Linked DNA regions of Homo sapiens: region 2 is linked to region 1. Evidence: chromatin loops called from intact Hi-C (ENCODE). Cell type or tissue: Caco-2. All regions are shown on one strand. Links, peaks and the distances in the headings refer to the core of each region. The heading gives the core; the rest is flanking DNA.

The links. Peaks named below come from ENCODE experiments on the same cell type or tissue, not always from the same donor. Only the 100,000 strongest peaks of a DNase experiment are listed, where the experiment ranks them.
Region 2: a loop joins it to region 1, with 7 times the contacts of the local background. A loop is called at or near these places in 1 of 110 quality-filtered maps.

What each region holds. Positions count from the first base shown.
Region 1 is chr17:28,474,264-28,477,163 of GRCh38, reverse strand. The region is part of intron 1 of SLC13A2 (solute carrier family 13 member 2); the gene reads right to left. Among named protein-coding and RNA genes, the nearest start is that of SLC13A2, 2.1 kb to the right of the region's middle. In Caco-2, for the core only: no CTCF peak of the experiment used is centred there; DNase peaks (open chromatin) are centred at 1,663 and 2,213.
Region 2 is chr17:28,523,960-28,526,859 of GRCh38, reverse strand. It overlaps FOXN1 (forkhead box N1), which reads right to left. Exons shown (of 9, transcript NM_001369369.1): 2 at 2,768-2,900; 3 at 1,893-2,357. The coding sequence starts at 2,890. Among named protein-coding and RNA genes, the nearest start is that of FOXN1, 19 kb to the right of the region's middle. In Caco-2, for the core only: no CTCF peak of the experiment used is centred there; a DNase peak (open chromatin) is centred at 1,669.

The DNA of each region.
Region 1 (2,900 bases), core at 202-2,701:
TTTTGAGATAGAGTCTTGCTCTGTCACCCAGACTGGAGTGCAATGGCGTGATCTCAGCTCACTGCAACCTCCTCCTCCTGGGTTCAAGCGTTTCTCCTGCTTCAGCCTCCCGAGTAGCTGGGATTACAGGTGTGCACCACCATGCTTGGCTAATTTTTGTGTTTTTTTTTATAGAGACGGGGTTTCATCATGTTGGCCAGGCTGGTCTCAAACTCCTGACCTCAAGTGATCCACCTGCCTTGGCCTCCCAAAGTGCTAGAATTATAGGCGTGAGCCACTGCGCCAGGCCTAACAAGTATTTTTTGAACATCTACTTTGTGCCAGGCACTGGGGATTCTGCATGGGACAAGACAAAGTCCCTGTCCTCACGGAGCCGACATTCTAGTGCAGGAAGCCAGAGAGGAAGTAAAAAATAAGCAAATAGATGATTTCAGAGAGTAAACACCCTATAAACAAAAGAACAGGGCTTTTCCCCAAGAATGACTGGGGTTGGTCAGAGAAGGCTTTTCTAAGGAGGTGGATTTAAGCTGAAACCTAAAAACAGGAAGGAGGTATCTGGGAGAGCAGTCCAGAGCAATGTGAGGAGCAGAAAGAAAGCTGGTGAGGGTGGGGGAGAGTGAGCGAGAGGTGGGTCACAGGGGGAGGGAGCCTGGGGAGTCCAGGGCTGAGCCTTGGTGACTTCTGGCTGCTTGAAGAGGTTTTATCCTAAGTTTGACAGGAAGCCAGTGTAGGGTTTTTTTGTTTGTTTGTTTTTTCAAATTAAGGTGGGGTCTCATTATGTTGCCCAGGCTGGTCTCAAACTCCTGGGCTCAAGCAATTCTCCCGCCTCGTCCTCACAAAGTGCTGGGATTATAGGTGTGAGCCACTGCGCCTGGCCAATGTAGGGTTTTGAGCAGAGTGGGACACATGGGAAATGACCGGGGAGACAGTGGATCCGAGGGCGGGGAGTGACTCCATTCAGAGTATTTTGGGGTATCAAATGAGCAGGACCTTCTGCTGCACGTGGAAAGGAGGGAAGGAGAAGAATCAAGAATGCCCCCGAGTTTTTGGCTGTTGCAGCAAGGTAGATGGTTGAAGCATTTCTTGATGCCTAAGCCAACTGGAGAAGGGCAGGAAGGGTTTTGGTTTGGACGTGGAAAAGTGTAACCTGCTTATCCTGCTTACAAAGAAAATATTCAATTAGGGAGATGGCTGGTGTTCATTGGATAATACCAGTTTAGAGTTTAGGGCTGGGGTTACAGATTGATAACTCATTGGCATAGAGATGCTTTTTAAAGCACGAGATGGCATAAGATCAGCTAGGGGAAGTGGGGACCCTGGAAAACCTCAGAGTCAGATGGAGAAGGAACCTCAGAGTCAGGAAAGGTGGGAAGGGGCAGGGCTGGGCAGGAACCAGGAGAAGGTGTCACCAAAGCCAAGAGAAGACAGCACGGCAAAGACGGGGTGACAGCTGTGACAAATGCTGCCGAGGGACTGAGGAATGTGAGGGTGGCCCAGGGTTTGGTCACAAGGAAGTTGATGGGATCTGAGTCTTGGAGATGGGAGCTGACAAAAGAGAAAGTGCGCTTGTGGTGTAGACAGTGTCTTGAGACTTCCTGTTATGAGAGAGAGCAGAGAAAGAGGCACTATCCTGGAAGGAGCGTGGCCTTGAAAGAGAGCTCTTGTTTGTTTAAGATGAGAGATATTACAGCACCTCCGTATGTGGATGGGGGAGATCAGGCAGAGAGGAAATATTTATCTTGTAGGAGAGTGAGAGGACAATTGCAGGAGCAAAGTCCTTGAGAGGGGCTGGCCTCTCCTAGACAGGACCAGAGTCAGGATGGGGCTGGCAGCATCTGTGAGCCAGAGGCAGGTAGCAGGGCCAGATACGGTGCACAGAAGACAGGGGCTCCTAACACATCCCAGTCTCACCAACAGGCATGGCTTCTAGCACTGACTCAGGATTTCCTGTGTGACCTGGGCAAGTTACTGAATCTTTCTGTGCTGTGCTTCCCCAGGTCGAGGGGAATTGGGAAGAAATCAAAATCCCTGTCTGGCTTCCCTCCTGGGGTTAACACACTTGCCCCAGCCTGTCGGAAAACCCATCTGATGGGTCCCTAGCACTGAGATGCCACCGGCTTTGGCCTGAGATGAAGGTCATCTCAAAGGTCAGCTGGGCCTTGTTACTGACCAGGTGTCAGGGGCCCAGGGGCTGTGCCACTATCACCCCCAGTCTCTCACCCCTTTGGGATACCATGAACAAAAAAGTCTGACTCAATTTCTCTATCTATGACAAAAGGAAGAAAATGGCTTGATGGGCAGTTCTGGGGGTGTGGGGTGGGGCAGGAGGCAGCAGGGTGGAGAGAAGACATGCTTTGGCACCAGATCACACCCCCAGCTCTGAACCTCCCAGCTGTGTGATTTGCCAGAGGCCGACTGACTGAAGATTGAACTTCAAGGCCTTCCCCCTGGACCCTTCCCAAAGCCCCAAACTAATTTCAGATTAATACTTTTGTGTCCTTTTTCTTACAGAGTGGGGCCCAAAAGTGTATAATATCCAAGTTCCATGAAACTTGGATCTGCCCTGGGACTTTGACTAAGTGACTTAACCTCACCTTCCCCATTTGTCAAATGGGACAGTCAGGCCTGACCTCTTAAGATGGTGGAAAAGGTTACTGGGTGCCTAGGGCAGGGCAGGCATTGGCGGCTTGATTTAATGAGAGATGAAGTTATGACTTCTGCTGGGGGCGGAGGAGGAGGCAGTGACGCCTGGTTGTGCCCAGCTCCCCCTCCATCCAGGGCACAGTTTTTGTGCTGTCTACCTGCAGCGGTCCCCTCTTCCAACTCCCACCCCTCCTCCTCCACAGACTTAGCCCTTGAATCCACAGGTGAACTCTTTCTCTTCCTGTTTATGCTCTTAA
Region 2 (2,900 bases), core at 202-2,701, 50 kb before region 1:
GAAAAGGTCACAGCTCCAGAACTCTCCCTGAGGATCCATGGTGAGGGGAGCATGGGTAGTGGCCAGACAGGCTGGTCCAGCTGTGGGCCTGGGTCCCTTCTGTTTCCTCCTCTGTACAGCCCCAGGAAGCTCCAGCAGGATCTCTGAATGGGGCTAGTAACTCCTCTCCGCTCTGACTCCTGGCCATCCCTGATGCAGAGCTTTTGCTCCCTGCTCCAGGGAGTCTGCACAGTTGCTGGCCTGCGTGAGTCCTGTGGATGCTCTCACACTGGGCATGGGGAGCCTGCAGCTGCTGCTAGCCATGATGGCCAGACTCCGCCTTCCCATGTGTGAGAGGCCGGCACAGAGTCCCAGGGCCTAGTGCAGAGCTCTCCGGTGAGTACGGACAGGAGGGTGTGCAGCTAGGCCCCGGAAGGTGGACAAGCCCTGGAGGAGGCGGATTGCACTTCCTGGGGTTACCAGGGGCCTTGGGAAACCAGCATCTGGGCCCAGAGGGGCAAATCAGCTGTGACCTCTCTCTGGGTGTGCCCTGGGGTTGTTGATGCAGAGATTGCCATAATCATAGAATCTCGGGCCTAGAAGGGCCAAGAGCACTTGTGTCCAACCCCTTCATTTGACAGATGATGGGGCTGAGCCCAAAGAGGGGAAGCAATATGCCCAAGGTCACCCAGCAAGTCGACCAGATACCTGTGTGTCTCTGGAGCTCTTCTCCATGTGTGGGAGGGCAAGGGTGTGAACTCAATCTCAGCCTCACCATTTGCAGGTTAGGAGACACCCTGGGCAAGTCACTTGGCCTCTATGAGCCTCAGTTTCCTCATCTGCAACACGGGTATGGTGGGAACTCTCTAGAGTGTTGTTGAGGGGATTAAATGGGGGCACTTGAAAGAAAGCACCTGGCAGAATGATTGGCAGCTGTTATTGAGTGGAGGTTTGGGGGCAGTAGCTGAGATGATGGTGCCCTATCTGTAGGCTGTGGTCATGTTTAAGGGGCCTGAGAAGAAGTGGTCAAAGGGCCAGAATAAAGTCCTGTTTTGGCCACACCTGGTAGGACCCAACCGCCTTCTCCATCTTCCTTCTAAGCCTTTGTTGGGGTGGCTTGGGGCTGGAATGGGGGCCTGTTTGAAAGCAAGAGGTGAGGGGGGCTGGTGGGCATGTGGAGTAGGCACTGCTGAGGCTACGCCCACTCAGTCACTGCCTCAGGGACCTCCAAACCAGAGCGGGGGAGCAGGGAGCAAATTCCCTTTAGCTTTTATCTTCCCTAAGCAACAATCCCATGAGACAGGTAATGTTGACCTTACTTTTCAGATGAGGCTCAGAGACGTTAAGACTTGTCCAGGGTCACGCCGCTTATGGAGGTCAGGCTATGGAAGGACATGTTAACCTTCCAAGGTATTTCCAGGAATACACCCAGGCCCCACTCTGGGCAAAGAATGGGGCCAGGAAGGGTCCCTCCACACTTAAAGTCCTCTCTCAACTCTGTATGCTAAGGCTGGGGAGGGAAAAACTGTGTACTATGGCTCCTCCCCAAACCCTTTCCCTTGGCCTCTGGAATGTGTTTTTCTTGTCACATTTGCATATGGGTGTGTAGGTCTGGCTGGAGTTTCTGGACATTTAAACAAACAGTGAGAAGTCACACACTGGAATCCTGACTCAGGAGCCTCTGGGAAGCTGCCAGCTTCTTTAGCCTGGCCTACCTCCCCCACTTGCCCCCCTCCATGCTGGCCAGGCCAACACCCCTCCCCAGCTGACCAGGAGGCCCCAACTCTCTGGTCTTGAGTGGCAAGGTCTGCAAAGAGAAGGTGGGACTTTGGTCTCAGAGGTCTGACTCTTTCTAGGCTGCTAGGAACTGGGACAGTGGGAAGATGGGACACTCGCTGGCCACTAGTACTCACCAGGACTTGGGGGCCATGCTCCTGGCTGGGGTAGGGGAGCCCGTTACACCAGGCCTCTGCTGAGAAGCCAGGCAGGAAGGCCTCGGCCTCCGCCACGTCCACTGGGATCTCCTCGAAGGCCTCCAGCGGCCCTGGGGTCTTAAAGGAGTGTCCTTTGAGGGCCAGGGTGGTCTCGGCCTCTGGGAAGACGTCCTCATGGAAAGGCCGCTTGTACGGGTGGAAGGGCGCGTGGCTGCCCTTGAGGAATCGCCCAGGGCTGCTTGCTGCGGCCTCCTCAAAGCCAAAGCCAGGATACTTGTCTGAGGGTGAGAGCCTGAAGGGCCCAGGGCCGGGGCCGGCTGGGCAGTGGCCCTGGACTTGCTCGGGCCCTGGTGACGCAATGCGGGGGCTGTGTGGGGGCAGTGAGGGTGTCCTCTCTGGAGGGCCGTCGGACACAAATGACGAGCAGCTGAAGCCGGCATGCTTCTGGGTAGACAGAGAGTAGCGAGCCTGTGAGTGGAGGCTGAACCAGGCCTGGGGACTGGCTGGGACCCTACTCTGTTCTGGGGTAAAGGGGGTCTATGGCTGAGCTCTGGGAAGACCCTAAATGGTGGAGAAGAAATAGCCTACCCTTGGCCCCGATTTCATGAGGGCACCCTGCCATGAAACCTGGGGTACCCCAAATCTGATGGGGCTCACAGCCCTGGGACAGGCTCAGACTGAAGGGATGAGGAGTGACCCCTCTGGATCTCGGGGTCCCTGAGGACTTGTTTGCTGGTGGAGGGGACAAGACAGGCCCTGGGAGGTCCCTGGGGGCGGTAAGGTGACTGGTCTTCTTGTTGCCTGGGCAGCCGCAGGCCTTGGCCTAAACCCAGGCCCAGATGCCGGGTACTTACACTCTGTGGGGCAGGGGAGCCTGGGAGGCCCGGTGCCTGCATGAGGTCCCCTTGGCGCTCGCCCTCCAGTCTGGTGGGGCCCGGCAGCGTGACGTCAGACTGCGGCGGGGGTAGCGACACCATCACCCAGTCC